Linked DNA regions of Homo sapiens: region 2 is linked to region 1. The links are chromatin loops, found by intact Hi-C in ENCODE. Cell type or tissue: PC-3. All regions are shown on one strand.

Region 1 (8,000 bases):
TTATTGAACCTTTTTATAAGCTGCCAATTGGAAATACACAGTCACGGTAGATATGACAATGAGCAAGTCACTTAATAACTATCAGCCTCAGTTTCCTAATCTACAAAAGGAGGCTATTAAGAGCACCTACCTCACAGTGTTAATATTATATACACAAGTAGCAAAATGTCTGGAACAGAGCAAGGGCTCACTAGCTATAGCTTTAATAACGTGATAACTGATGGTGTGATCAGTTCTATTATCATCTCCCTGCAGAAATCACAGTTTATCTAAGGTTATAGTAAAAGCACCCATCATGACTTCTTTTAATCATAAAGCATTTCATGCAGAGTGCATATTTTAACTTTGTATTCTAAAGGCATTGGTGTCTCACTAAAAGCTGGGCAGTATTTATATCAAACAGTATATCATCTATGTGTTCATTTATGCATGCAGACTTTCACCCCCCTCCAAGCTATGAGAACAATAGGCGCTTTAAAAGTCTGAAGCAAGAAGGATATTAGCTCCATGAATCTTTATTTTAAATTACATTTCTGAGTTAGAAGTGTCAAAATGGTAGAACAAGTTAAGCAAGATTGCATTCCCCAGTAGGGCTATTGATGTTGGTTGCAAATAAATTGCTGGAGCAGGTGATGATAGCAAAGTCCATGCCATCTTTTATTTAGCAAAGTATTTCTCTTGTTAACAGCTCCTTCTGCATGCTTTCCTTTCTTCTGTTTCACATCAATCATATTTGACACATTGCCCAATGTCAGGGTAAAAAAAAAATGCAGCGTCTGGCTAATCATCCAGATGTTTGGCCTCACACTGACTGAAACATCTGGTTGTGTAGCTAAATGTTATGTTCTTTCATCCAGTTATTTTGTGTTCTGTTAGACAGAACTGAAGAATAAACCCTAGGATCTTCTTCTATTAGGATAAAGCTTATAGAATCTCGAACTTGAGATTCCAGAACCAAGGCCTTACTGGTTCTCATAGTTGCACAGCTGTCAGCAGAATCCGGATCAATTGAGATAATGTGTGTGGAAGCATTATATAGTATGTGGAGGCATTATATGGATTTGAGAAGCTCATGTTAAAAGAATTCTACTCCCTTTACTTGGTTATACAATGGCCAAAGAATGTTTGTCTTCTGGAAAGAAGTTTTAAAACAGAATAAAAATTAATTGGTGTTAGAAGCCAAGATTTCAGAGCTAGACCAATAATAATAACAGCTAAGATATGTCTGATGCTAACTCTGATCCATGAACTCTTCTAAGTGCTCTGCATAGATGTAAAAACAATCCTTTGAAGTGGACCCTACTCTTTTTTTCCATTTTACAAATGAAGTAACTAAGGATGAGAGTGCAGTTAACAATTTACCCCAGTTCAGAAGCTCAAAATTTGGATTCAGACAATTTGATTTCAGAGTCTACGTATTTAACTTGTAAACTTCCTCTGAAATCAAAATGTTTATTCAGCTTCCAACACCATCACTTATTAAACTTGGTTTTGTCACCTTAAAGTGGGGATAGCATGACATACCTTAAAAGGATTGTTGTAAAGGTTAATTGAAAGGATGCATGTAAAACATTTAACAATGTTGTTTTTTGGTAAGTAGTAAGTAAAAGTAGCTATTTTTTCTCTATGTTATGCAATATTTGGAATCAAATATTTCAATACTAATTTAAATAATATATTCTAATAATCTCACTTTCTGAAAATTCATTCAATATAATTTTTTTTTCTTGGAAGAACATTCCTAGCAGGTTAAGCACTTTTGATCAACTCTTGATATAGGCTGTTCTTAAAATAATTGGAAGTCCACAAATTATATGTTTCTGGAAACTATTCTGAATATGGAAAATTATATTCCTTTTTCTTTTTAATGAACATATAATGAGTATGTATTAAGGGGAAGATATATGCTGAGCTTCCTCTTGCCTTCCTTTTCTCCCCCTTCATTTCTGTCACCCTGCCTTTCCTATCTTCACAATGGTCCTGTACAGTAAACTTTGTTTGCTTTTGCATTTGAACTTTAGGAATCAAGGTTTTTAAAGAAGCTGCATCATGTATCATAAATAAAAACGAAAAAAATGAAGTGTAATATTTTAAACTGTTTTAGAACATGAGGCTCAGTGTTCTATCCAACAGGCTATGAAATATTGCTGTTACTAATAAGTATGATGATGAAAGCCACTGATTCTTGGACAACTACTATATGCCTGACATATTGCTGGGTGCTTTGCATACATTTTCTCATTTAACGCTTAGAAGTTCTTGTGATTGACACTTGGGTATCATGAGCAACTTTGCTCACCATTTTTTCCTATGGTCCGGCGTCTTTAGTCACTTGTATTACTGTTGTTCAGAGTGACCTTTATTTGATTCATTTACCTTTCAGAATCTTCTATTACTCATGTATGAGGACCACACATTTATAATTAGGGAGTAAATTTGGTCATCAACTCGGATAAGGCAATGGGCAAATCTGACATGTTTTCAAAGACTTTTCAGTATGCTAACTTTCAGTAGGGCTGGTTTCTATAACAGCTACGACATCTTTTGTCAACACTCAGGCTGATTAAATTGCAAGATTATAATGTTTTCCGACCCTAAGTGAAAGTGACACATTCTTGTTCTTTTAGTGGCTTCATAAAAGTCAAATGTTTAATCTCAGGAGGAAATTTAAAAGATGGAAGTAAAACCTTAATGAGATGCAACATAAATAATAGAAGTCCCTTTGCGTGAAATGACTTGTGATGAGGTTTCTTCAAAGGAACAAACTATAAAATGGAGTGTTTCAGAAACCTAAAATACACTAGTAAACACTGCGTTTTAAAAATATGGTATCAATGATACTCAGCATTCAGTAAATAAAAAGAGTTAGACAACTGGTGTCTGTAAAAATGTTAATTTTCCAAAACACTATAAATGTATCACCAAAAAATAAACATTTTTTAAAAAAATTAGGTGACTATTTTCATGAATTTTTAGTCCATGAAACCTGAGGAGTTACTTGACCACAGCAAAGATTCTTTCTAATCCTTTATCCAGCCTTTTGTGCAATAGTACCTCCTGTTCCACTCACATTTCACATGCCTGTATGCATGTACATTCAGATGTGCCTGTCTTTGTCTCCCAGTGCTTGTTACACAGAAGGTATTCAAGAAATGGTAGCCATTCTCACAATATCATTCCTATTACCATTTAAAAATGTATGTGGAAAAGGGTAAAGTGCAAACCTGGGTTGTTAAAATACCGGAAGGATATCTATAATTTAACACCAGTTCATTTTTGTTTTCAAATCACTCCAAAATGCCCTCACTTATTGGTTTAGAAATAATGTAACAAAACAAATTGTGTTGTGTCTCCAAAGAACATTTTGCTAAGTGCCAGAGCTGTATATAACACTAAAGTAGATGCTGACATATGAGGATTGTGAGAGATGAATGGTGATATTTGGCTTTTGCTTCCCAAGTATAGGTCGTGTCCGAGGTATAGATAATTGTTGTTGGTTTATGATAATTCGACTTGCGGAGTTAGGTCAGTCAGCATAGATGCATATTTTTTGGATGGTTTTTTAACAATGTTGCTTAAAATTTTAAATCAGATTATTTGCCAAAGGGGGGTGACAAGATTTGGTTATTAGCAAAAAGGAAAATATTAATCTAGATTTGTTTGGTCTTAGTACTGATTATGAATAAGTCATCAATAGTTAATGATAAGGAATCAGTCTGCTGTGCCATATTGGTAGATGAAATGCTGCTACTCCTCCTATTCCTGGGCTTTTCTGTCCCCCACCCCCTTCCTTCCCTCCTTCCTCTGTCCCTCCAACTCTTCTTCACATCTCCCAACTCCCCCAATTCACTTCTTTTCCACTGCATGCCATGTTACCCTATGCCTAGTTATGATCCTAATTGTAACCCTAGTTAGAGTAGACACAAAGTAAACTCAGGAGCAGGGATTATAAAGCTCAAAATTGTTCCTCGGCTCCGCATTTTGTGTTTATTAACCTATTTTACCCTTGCAGCAACTCCAAGCAAGTCTGTAAATTTTAGCATTGAGAGTTCTCCATTTTGTGAGACCCCTCTGTCTGGTCAAAGTGGGATGACAGTTGGTCACTATAGCATTCAATAATTATCCACTATGGTTATTTTTATTCTTACAGCTTTTATTGAAAGTTTCTTTTTAACCATAGTGCCAAAGACAAAATAAACAATAAATATTAATGATTTTCTTGGCTTCTATTTATGATATTGTTATTTTACTTTTAAATTCTTTGGTATCTTCTGCCCTTTCATCTTTTCTGTTCTGTTCAGTCAAGACTTAGCTGATCCTATCTCAACCTCAAACATATCTTTTCTATTTCATCTCTTGACTAGTTAGAAACTTTCACGGCAGCTAAAATCTCCCACACAAATCTGAGTAAAGAAACCCTAGAGGTCAAAGATTGTAGTGTAAATAAAAGTATTTTCCTTTATATATGATATAATTTATATGTGTTATATAATATGAAGTCTCAATTAGAATAGGGAAAATGAAATTCAATAATTATTAGAGTATTATTTGCGAAGTGTTCTGCTAATATTTTTCCTCCTATTAATCAAAATTAGTTTTGTATTTTTTTTCCATAGCAAAGTAGTCTAACAATAGAGAAGAATGTCTTTTAAAAGACTAAATTAGGTGAAATCTATTCTTTTTGTTAAATTATCCTAATGTAAAACCAGGTGGCCTGATTAAAACTAGCCTTCTTTGCTGCCTCCTACTGTTTCAAGAAAAAGGTCGCCTTAACACTTAGTTTCTCTTGCTGTCTTTTGTTTGGAGTATGTGTGGGGGTGTGTTATTTATGCAGGCATAGCTCCTCATTATGGGAACTCCAAGAGCCTGATTGTGACTGTTTTTTAATGCCGCCTGCTGTGTTGTCCTTAAACTCTTGCTTTTCCTGGAATGCACAACTTTCTCCCAGCTCCTGGTTTAGCCATTGGTGTCATGTCTTCATGCTGCATCCTTGTGCCTCTGAAATCGTGTTCAAAAGAGTGTTTATGTTTCAAATTCATCCACAGTCTCACCACATTTAAAGATAATTGCAGAAGGTAAAACACTATTAATAGGAACAAATTTACTAGCATCTCTTTTACTATGTGTCTTATGCATAAAGCAGTTTCTGGTTGTTGGGTTATACAGTGCCTATTGTGATAGTCTATTCTACCTTCACCTCCCGCCCCACTGCCTCCCCATTTAACTAAAGCTCCTGCTGATATGTTCAATTTACTTTTTTTTCTTTTTTTTGAAATGGAGTCTGGCTCTGTTGCCCAGGCTGAAGTGCAGTGATGCGATCTTGGATCACTGCAACCTAAGCCTCCTGGGGTTCAAGTGATTCTGCTGCCTCAGCTTCTGGAGTAGCTGAGACTACAGGTGGGTGCCACCAGGCCTAGCTAATTTTTGTATTTTTAGTAGAGGCAGAGTTTCACTTTGTGGCGAGGCTGGTCTCGAACTCCTCACCTCAAGTGATCTGCCCACCTCGTCCTCCCAAAGTGCTGGGATTAGAGACGTGAGCCACTGAGCCCAGCCTGATATGTTCAATTTGATAAATGAATGTGTTGAAAGATATAAAATGTGTTAATCCCTAATTGCATGTGGCTGTGATATTTAATATGGCTGATTCTAATGGAGTTTGTAACTTATGGGGAACACTATGAATGGGATATTATAAATATTTGTATGAAGTAATACAAGAGACATTTCAACAGAAAACCATGTGATCTATGCCCTCCATCATTATTTTCTTTCTGTGTAACAAATGACCAAGTAAAAGTAGTGAATTAAAATATGAGTAAGTCTATTTTCACAGTATTCATAATTTATTATAAACTTCTTTTTTAAAAAAATAAAAAAAATTAACTTCTATTCCTTTAACAAAGCAAAGCAAACCAACATTATTATCAGCTAATGCCATTTGATTTCGGTTTGGTTTGGTCAGTCTCAGGGTGGCCAATCATTTAAGTTTTCTGGGACTGTTCCAATTTAAGCACTGAAAGTTTCACTTCCTGGGAAAACACACACTCCTTTGAGTATTTACCGTTGACTTCCAGGTGACCCACTTAAGGGCTTCTTCCAGAAGGGCAGGCAATAAGACTATCAAGACTCTTCAAAGCACTCTTCCCCAAAGCCATTAGATGAGGTCCAATTTTCTCAGCTTGATATTTCTGAGAACTGCTCTTCCTTTATTTCCAGGATTTAAGAAAAATAAAATAAACTGATATATATATACATACCTTTAGAAGGATTCAGAAAAGAAGAAATGGCCGTTTCACCCCAATATGTCACTATAGATATGAATGCCACTCATAGAATTGACACGTCATGTTTTTAACTTCTGTGCTTTAGGATTTTCCTGTTTGAATTGTTTATGTGCATGTGATTTTGGTGGAATTTCTTCCCCTTTCCTCTGTTCCTTGCTCCTTCTTTTGCTCAGTCAGCATAGGAACATAGCTCCCACACTAGGAAGGGCTGGAGGTTAGTAACATCAAGCAGTGGGCTTTCAAGTTAGTTTGCACCTTGGTTTGGAAGTGTTTGCTCAGGTCTCAGATACACAGGAGACTGTGTAATCACTCTTGTGGCATCTACTACACACAGCACGTGAGTTATTCCTAAACTGAGCACAGGCTCCTGGGTGGTGAATCCTAGTCTTTTTATCTCCTGCAGGCTAAGCCTTGGTATTTCCTTCAGATTACACCAAAACCAAAATAATGGGCAATGTTGTCCCTGAATGTTCAAATTAGGTTGAGTACACAGAGCCAAAGACTATCAAAAGAAAGTGTCCTGGCCGGGCATGGTGGCTCACGCCTGTAATCCCAGCACTTCGGGACTTTGGGAGGCAGAGGCGAGCCGATCACGCGGTCAGGAGATCAAGACTATCCTGGCTAACATGGTGAAACCCCGTCTCTACTAAAAATACAGAAACAAAATCAGCCAGGCATGGTGGCGGGCGCCTGTAGTCCCAGCTGCTCCGGAGGCTGAGGCGGGAGAATGGTGTGAACCTGGGAGGCGGAGCTTACAGTGAGCAGAGATCGCACTACTGCACTCCAGCCTGACTCTGTCTCAAAAAAAAAAAAAAAGAAAGAAAGAGAGAAAGAAAGAAAGAAAGAAAGAGAAAGAAAGAAAGAAAGAAAGAAAGAAAGAAAGAAAGAAAGAAAGAAAGAAAGAAAGAAAGTGTCCTAAAAGAAGTGGTGGTACCTGTGGGGCGTGTTTGGTGTCAGAGTGTTTCTGCTAAGGTTATTTTAATTAGCCTCCTCCCAAAGCCCTCCCCCTATTCTCCTTGAGGAACTGTTTGACCGTCACATCCTTAGAAAGGCCAAACCACTACTAACTCTCCTGACCCTCTGCCTTATCCTCATACCCTTAAAGATGTGACTTAAAAGAGAAAAAATTATGTTGTTAATTTCATCAACTAGGGCAAAGGGGAAAAATGTTCATTTCGATGCAGGAAGTTAATGGGAGATGGGAGGAAGCTACGGTTACAATTCCCATAATACATTAATGTATATTTAATATACCACCTTGATTTGTGGCCTCAAGTTAAATAACTACATATGTTTGCAGCATAATTCTTTTCATAATTGTGTAGCCTCAATGGGATAACATTTGTATTAGTTTCCATAATCGAAAATGTCAAATGCCTGTTTCCACCTTCCAAGTATTTTGGTTTTAGGTAGCAAAGACAATTCTTTCAATGCGTATCTGTTCTCATTAAGTTCTGATTGCTTTATAAAGAAATAAAGTCTTTTCCCATTGTTCTGCTCTGTGGAAGTCACCTTCAGAGTAAGGGTGGGGGTGACTGTCCTTGCCAATTTTTAAGTAACTGCCTTGCAAGGGTGATTCCCTACAGAGTTATTTTCTGCATAGTTTCCCTCTGGGTACAGAATGTGGGAAAGTAGATGCAACGCATTTTAGAGTAGTCATTTGCTCTAATAATTAGCATTATAGTACAGTGTATGGGCTGGCTTCCTGTTGAGGTC
Region 2 (8,000 bases), 340 kb before region 1:
TTATAAGATTTGATTATTATTCCTTTATAGCCTTAGCTTTTTTTTTGTTTTTACAATTAAAGATGTTTTTAAGTTAAAATAATCCACTTATATTAGAGCCTCTTTTTCTATTATCCAGACAGCACATATTATTCTATCCATTAAAAAATGTGACCATTAAAAATGGCTAGAATAGCTTAATAATATAATATCATATTTATTCTATGATTTCCAGTGGAATGAACTGTTATGGTCTCCCTGATTGATTATAATTTTAATAAACTTGGTTGTGTGTGGCTAGGAACAAGTTCATTCCAAGTTCATTTTTTCCCTGATGTAGATAAAATTCCATCAGCTAAGTTCTGCTACTGTGCCCCATCTCCAGACTTCTAGCTAAATGAAGTACTACAGGGCTCTGATTCTTGCTCAAACTCACTACTGCTAAACTGAAATGCTTGAGGTATTCAAAACTGTTATTTTCTGCGTCAATTTGATATATGTGCAGCATTTCTTTTTTAAAAGGACATGTTCTGAATGTTTAGAGTGTGTAGATAACCACTCCCACCCCCCAACACACTCACGTAACAGAAGAAACTTTGGATACTTTTATTGTGTAAACTTACAGAATTTGTGTCAAAGAAGTTCATGTGGCAAAGACATCAGGTGTATCAAATATTTTGGTGGTTTTGTTTAAATTCAGAGTGAGAATTAACCAAGCATCTACAATACGTACACCTGCTCTGTATTCTAACCCTTTTGTTCATGGCATGCACATTAAAACACGTAGCTCCACTTCGCTGCATTGTTGATTGCAGTTGATGATGAGGGTTGTCGTTTCTGTCAACTTTTAGTATTGAAGAGAAGCCTCATGTGTAGTGATGTTAGGGACAGTTCAGCCATGTTACATACCTAGAATTGTCTCTGAAAAAAAAAAGTCATGAACTTTTTTTTTTTAAAGGCAATAGAAAGCAATCAACCAACCAAACAAACAAACAAAAAAAAACAAAAAGTCTGGGCGTGGTGGCTCACACCTGCAATTCCAGCACTTTGGGAGGCCAAGGCAGGCAGATCACACGGTCAGGAGATCGAGACCATCCTGGCTAACACGGTGAAACCCCGTCTCTACTAAAAAATAAAGAAAATTAGCCAGGTGTGGTGGTGGGCATCTATAGTCCCAGCTACTTGGGAGGCTGAGGCAGAAGAATGGCGTGAACCCGGGAGGCAGAGCTTGCAGTGAGCCGAGATCATGCCACTGCTCTCCAGCCTGGATGACAGAGCTAGACTCCATCTCAAAAAAAAAAAAAAAAAAAAAAAGCAGAAAAATGTGTTGATTACAGAGTTAAGGGGGAGAAACTTATAAATCATGGTTATTTACCACCCCTGAGAAGGTAGGTACAAGGTTGACTACTACTTACCTCTTAATCCTATGATTTTCTGGTTCTGTGGCTTAGAAGGTTTAAGCTCTGTCAAGTGGCTCAAGCAGGACAGCCCAAGGTGACTCCAATTCTCTGTGACTTTGTTTTCCCATGTGGGAAGTAAACCCTACCGCTGTGTTGTAAACTGTTTAGATATCCACATAAGAAGGGGTTATTCGGTATTTTGGGGGGGCTTAAGATAAAAGCTATCTCCATTTGAGAAATTAGAAAACCATTTCTACAAATCAACTCTGTTAAACCTTGTCGCCCCAAATCAATTTAGGACAAAAAGCAGCAGCACATTACTTTTTTAAAAGCCCAATTCAATTTTAAAGTTTTGAAAAATTTCAAGCAAACATAAAGGACAGAAAATGTTAAACATCCTTGTACTCACCACTCTTAACAAGCGTCAACATTTTGCCACATTTGCTGAATACTATAACTTACTTTTTTGCTTTTTAAAGTTTTTATTATTGAACACAGACAAGTACTATATGTTAATATGTGCAATGTACAAGAATAATGAAATAGTCATATGTCTACTACCCAACTTAAGAGTTATAGATTTATTTTTTAAAGAAAAAGTATAATTACTTTGAGCTTGCCAGCGTAAGTTTCCTCCTACTCTCTCCCTGCAAAAAAAATAGTTGTGTACAAAATAAAATTCCTGGGGTTGACATTCAGATGACCCCAATGAATCTGATTTTTTTTCTTTTCTTTTTTTCTCTTTGCTTTTTTTTTTTTTTTTTGACAGAGTTTCGCTCTTTTGCCTAGGCAGGAGTGAAGTGATGTAATCTCAGCTTCCTGCAACCTCCACCCCTTGGGTTAAACTGATTCTCCTGCCTCAGCCTCCCGAGTAGCTGGGATTATAGGCGCCCACCACCACACCTGGCTAATTTTTGTATTTTTAGTAGAGATGGGGTTTCACCATCTTGGCCAGGCTGGTCTTGAACTCCTGACCTCATGATCCACCCGCCTTGGCCTCCCAAAGTGCTAGGATTAAAGACGTGAGCCACCACGCCTGGCCTGAATTTTTTTTCTGTTGCTCTTCAAGTTAGATGGTTTAAGTAATGATGTTTGCCGGGAAGAGATTTGAGGACCTAACCGTGAGATAGTCCTGCCCTGTTCAGGTCTCCCGTGTTTCCTCATTAGACCTTCCAGCTTATTACTGGAAAAGCATTCTTTTCTCCATGTTTTAAACACCTATTGAGTATGAATGTTTTAAGTGCTTATTAAATACTGGTTCATAACTCTTTGTAAGAGTTAGGGGAGAATCATCAATATCTGGAACAACACCATTCTTCATGATATTGGTTTTGAGAGCCACGTGGGCAGAGAAATAAATTCTAGAAAAAAAGAAATGGTAATCTGACATGCAGACTTGGATTATAAATATGGTCAAAGGTGTACTTAAAAACAAGATATTTTGCTTCTTGGTTAGCTTTACTGAGAATCCAGGGATCAAGTAAAATCATTGCCATTGGTACTGACGGTTGAGAGTCAGTGCGATGCTAAACCACAGGAACTCCTTACTTCTATGCATGATTAAATCCAGTTGTCAGGTTTGGGCAGAAGAGAGCCCTCCTTTTCCTCAAGTCTATAGGGAGGTGCTGTGGGGGAGTTTTCTCATTTTCCAGAATATACAGAGCAAGGATCATCCATCATAATCAGACAGGGGTATTTCATATCATCCATTTCCAGTGAGAACTGTGGTAAAATTCTGTCCTTTTTCCCATTTTTGGCTGCTGTGATTGAAACCCGTCTTATAAACAGAAAAGGGTAGTTTGAGTTATTTTAAAAAATAAGAATCCTTCAGTCTCTGTTGCCCATTTTCTCCTCTATGAATAATTTCTGCAGACAGGTGACCAGTTCAACCATCTCTCTCGGTTACAAATGCCTGTGGTTGGTCCACTTCCTTCAGCCTTGGAGTAAAATAAAGGCTTCTTTTGCAAGATCACGAAATAATTCAGCAAATACTGTGGGACTATAAGGTATTCCTGTGTTGTCACCTTTTCTTTTGAAGAATATAGAGAATATGCTTTTCTTCCTCTAATTCAAATACATAGATTCCTTATGCTTGTATAATGAAAGAATAAGGGCTCTGATACATACATATCATTGAACAACTATTATCAGTATTAGGCAATTTAGAAAACAAAAAATAAGACTTCAGAATTTATATCAGCTCCTTCAATACTTCATTTAGCTGGATCCATTTAAATATTTCATTTTTTAGCCTATGTTGTAGTAGATTGCTTGATTGGTCCAAGGTAGTCTCTAAATCCAATTAGAGAAAATGAAATTCAGGAAGCACATCACTGTAGATTTTGGTACAGTGACTTGAGTATATAATTGCCATCTCTTTCTATGTTAGCTCAGGGGTGGGTTTTGTGCCATAAACCAACCATCCAACCACCAGTCTACCCACCTACCCACCCAACTAACCATCATTTGGGCTATATCTATCTGCATATCATACATAATATCCTTGCAGGAATTAATCCAGCATCCATATGAGTGTAACTCATACCTAGGCTGATAACAAAATCTGAAAGGTTTTTCACTGAAATATATCAGGTGACTAAAGAATTTCACAACCCAAAAGAGGAGGGTATATCGATCCTAGTGGAATTCTATTTCATGGATTTTGTTCTGCCTTTATTGACACAGTTAGACATTAAAGAGAATAAGTATAATAACAAAATTTATAAGAAATGCTTATGGAATATTTTCTAATTTTAGCTACAATGATGGGTTGTTTATATTCTGTGGTTTGATTTTTATATCAATCTTTATGCAGCTATTATCATTACCCAAACAAGTAGATATTATTGCCCCTTTAATAACAGTGAAGGAAACTGGAATGTAAGAATTGAGGTAACTGGCCCACACACCACAAAGCGAGGAAGTAGGAAGCTGGAATTCACATCCAGGTTTGTCTGTTAGAAGCCCATCCCCTTGACCTTTCTGCCATATTATCTTTCCTTATGCTGTGGCACAAAAAAAGAATTGTGACCATACCATCTTCCCAGAGAGGGATTAGACAAAGTCCAGAGAACGTCTAGATGGTCAGGAACTCTAGTCATGGCGATGCTAGTTACTATAAGAGGATACTTGGCAAACAGCATTGCACCCAGATGGTGCGCAACCCACACGTCTCTATTTACGTAGAGGTCTCAAGTGTTTGTATTAACAGGTTTGGAGGATAATAAAAGGAGTTGTTGTTTGTTCTTTCTTTGTACGTCTGAAATTAATTTTTAGCATAAATTTAAAAGGGGAGTTTGTAAATTCACTAGACACTGAGAGACTGGAGATCCAAGCAAACATTTGTCTGTTGAGTTTAAAAAGATCTGGTGTAAAAGTGATTGTTTTCTATTTTGCCCACTAGGTGGCGCTTTGGTCTCACAGGTTCCTTTTAATGGGCTGGATTTCCCCGCCCCCCCACCTCCCCCCAACCCACCTCCCCCCAACCCCACCCCATACCTAGATGTTGGTCCAGGAAAAAAAAAAAAAAAAAACAATTCAAGACTGATTAAGAGGACTATGTCAGTTGAGTTTGTTCAGTTTGGGTTTTCTCTATCATTATCCATGTTGATAACAAAGATAATTAAACTTATTTGAAAATTTTGGACACTCCTTTTTCAACCTTCTTGCAATAAACTGTATTCACTTATTTTGGAAAAAAGCATCAATAAATGGAACTAGTGAGTTATCTTCTCAGCATGTCTCCACAGGCTACACTTACAACAGTCTTTCCTCCTACAGAGCGGGGCAAGTCATAGGAAGTGACTAAAACCATGTCATTTGGGTGTTCATATTAAGCACACTGGCTATGAGATCGCCCCGGAATGTATACACAGCCCAACATGTCATTTTCTTAACACCTTAACATCAGTGTGGACAAAAACAATAAGGAACAATGTTTTAAACATGTTTACATCAAAGAGGACTGGGGTCATAAGGAAGCAGTTCGATGGGAGAATAAATAACATTATTCCAAATTCAATAAAACTGATCAGTCATTCTACAAATGTACACTGATTTGACTCATTCCATTACCATGCAAGAATTTTATTTGTTGACTGTTGTGAAGACATTCCTGTCATCAAGAAGGAATTTTCTAAAATTATAACCTGAGATAGTAGTAAGTGATAGAAAAATTCACTAAATGGCTTTTCCATGAAATAATATTTATTTATACCTACTTCTGAATACCTACTATGTGCTGAGCAGGTGCAGGGTGATGTGAAACATATATTAAATCCCTTAAGGAGCCTACAGACAAAGATTAAGAGATGGCTGAAAGATAGTGTATCCAAGGTCACGTTGGCACAGATTACTGAAGTGAGTGGGGTGGCCTGGAAGAACATTAAGTGGACATTTAAGATGGAACAGCTAATAAGACAAAGGTAAAATGAGTCTAGAAGAATGACTAGACTGAGAAGAGAGGAAAGGAAAGAGGCAGAAATAGTAGAATGTAGAAAAGCTTTAGGCCCATGGTGATTATGGAGAATTGCAGAAGTCCAGTAATCTAGAGCATAATAATGCATATGTGGAAAGAGTGGGAAATTGGGGCCATAGGTAGAAGCCAGAATCAGGGACTTTGAGTACTAAATTGAGCATGATCTATTTTCTAGAAGGTATAGGAGAGACTTTGAAGAAGGCTGTCACTTGCTCCCCACGTAACCCTCTAAGAAGGCATGCCATTCACTTCCACTTTCCAGAAGACACAGGTGTGTTTCCCCAGAAGACCATCTGGATCCAGAATCTGTGCAGACTGACCATCTATCATGGTCTTTCCTTGTGGGAATTTTAAGTCTTGACTTTCCTTCTGGAGCTTTCCATGCGACCGAGGAAGTGATTATACAATAGCAGATGAGATCCTTGGTATAATTAAGGATTGCTTGTCACTTTCAACATTTCCCCCCATCAAACCGTGGACAGAGAGGCCTTGGAAGGGTTTAGTTCTGCTACCATACTCATTTAACCCTGCTAAGCATATTTTCTTCAGCATTTTGCAAGCAGAAATTTATAGTAATGTTTTTTGACACTAACTCTGAGTCCTGCATTCTCTGCCTGACTTGCTGTATTTGAAGGTGGTAGCGAAACACATGGTGTATGTGTATGTATGAAGTAGGAGGCATGGTGGTACAGATTTAGCTATGGGACTTTTCAGCTTTGCCTGTATGAAATTCATTTACTAAGTATATGTAAGTGAAATTCCAGCAATTCAGAAAGGGTTCTGGAATTGCTTAAAGCCCATCACTGCTTGTGAATTCTTCCCACATTAAAATGTTATCTTACAGAAGGTCAAAATGTCTTTCCTGCATGAATATAATAATGACTTACACCTTAGACTGTAACCATTGTGAATTTATTCTATGTGTATCTATCTCTGGTTTTCTTTGTTGGAGTGGCAAGATTTAAAGCAGGCCAATTTTATGCCTCATTCTATGTGCACCAAAACTACTTACATGATATTGGTTTTCAGTGCCTGCTACAACAAAAACAATATCCCAGTAACAGCCCACTTTACTTTCTGTGGGTAGACAATGCCCTCACAGGGGTTATTAACTTCTCCCAGAGAAGCTTTTGTCTTTGCAATCCTGAATGCATTTCTCTTCATATTAGATTTTACCAGTCACCTTGTTGATTATGAAATGCTAAGTCAGGGTCTTTATTAGACTGACTTTGCTTTCCCTTTAATAATTCAGGTAATTATTATATTTACAGAATTTGCCTATTTTTTGAAATCAACACTTTGTTAATCACCAGACCCATGACAATCTATAAGTAGCCACTTTACGTGGCTTATAGATCTAAAGTGAATGTTGGTTTTCACACATTCATTCATAACTATTATTTTTACTGATATATTAGGCAAAATATAAGATTCATTTATGAGTTTGTTCATCAGCTAGTTATAAAATTCCTGTTGCATGGTAAGTGCTGTCTGTATTGGGCAACAGAGATAAAATGGGAAACAAAACAAAAATCTTCCCTACTGTCATGGGGTTTACAACACCTGGACTTCTCAAAGGACACTGAATCAAAGGTTCTTCTCTAAGACTTTGTATGAAGTCTTAGTCAGAATCAAAGATGGTTGGCACCATCATTCACTAAAGTGGCCTGAGAAGTAAAAAACCTCTGTATGGCAAGGAGCAGTGGGACCTCTCTTTTTTTAAACTTTTATTTTAGGTTCAGGGGTACATGTGCAGGTTTCTTACTTAGGTAAATTGCGTGTCACAGGGATTTGGCATACAGATTATTTTGTTAGCCAGATAATAAACATAGTACCCAATAGCTTTTCAATCCTCACCCTCCTCCCAACCTCCACCCTCAAGAAAGCCATAGTTCCTGTCATTCCCTTCTTTGTATCTCTATGTACTCAATGCTTAGCTCCCATTTTTTAAGTGAGAACATGCAGTATTGGGTTTTCTTTTCTTGTGTTAGTTCACTTAGCATAATAGCCTCTAACTCCATTCATGTTGCTGCAGACATGATCTCATTCTTTTTATGGCTGCGTAGTATTCCATGGCATATATGTATCACATTTTCTTTATCCAGTCTACTATTGATGGGCATTTAGGTTGATTCCATGTCTTT

What was found. Hi-C counts contacts between places; a loop is a spot of excess contacts. Peaks named below come from ENCODE experiments on the same cell type or tissue, not always from the same donor. Only the 100,000 strongest peaks of a DNase experiment are listed, where the experiment ranks them.
Region 2: a loop joins it to region 1, with 18 times the contacts of the local background. A loop is called at or near these places in 4 of 110 quality-filtered maps.

What each region holds. Positions count from the first base shown.
Region 1 is chr14:79,351,475-79,359,474 of GRCh38, forward strand. All of the region lies in intron 15 of NRXN3 (neurexin 3), which reads left to right. Among named protein-coding and RNA genes, the nearest start is that of NRXN3-AS3, 280 kb to the right of the region's middle. In PC-3, CTCF peaks have their summits at 4,741 and 4,942; no DNase peak of the experiment used is centred here.
Region 2 is chr14:79,006,536-79,014,535 of GRCh38, forward strand. All of the region lies in intron 15 of NRXN3 (neurexin 3), which reads left to right. Among named protein-coding and RNA genes, the nearest start is that of NRXN3-AS1, 65 kb to the right of the region's middle. In PC-3, a CTCF peak has its summit at 4,712; DNase peaks (open chromatin) are centred at 4,786 and 5,186; H3K4me3 peaks cover 519 bases; H3K27ac peaks cover 2,129 bases.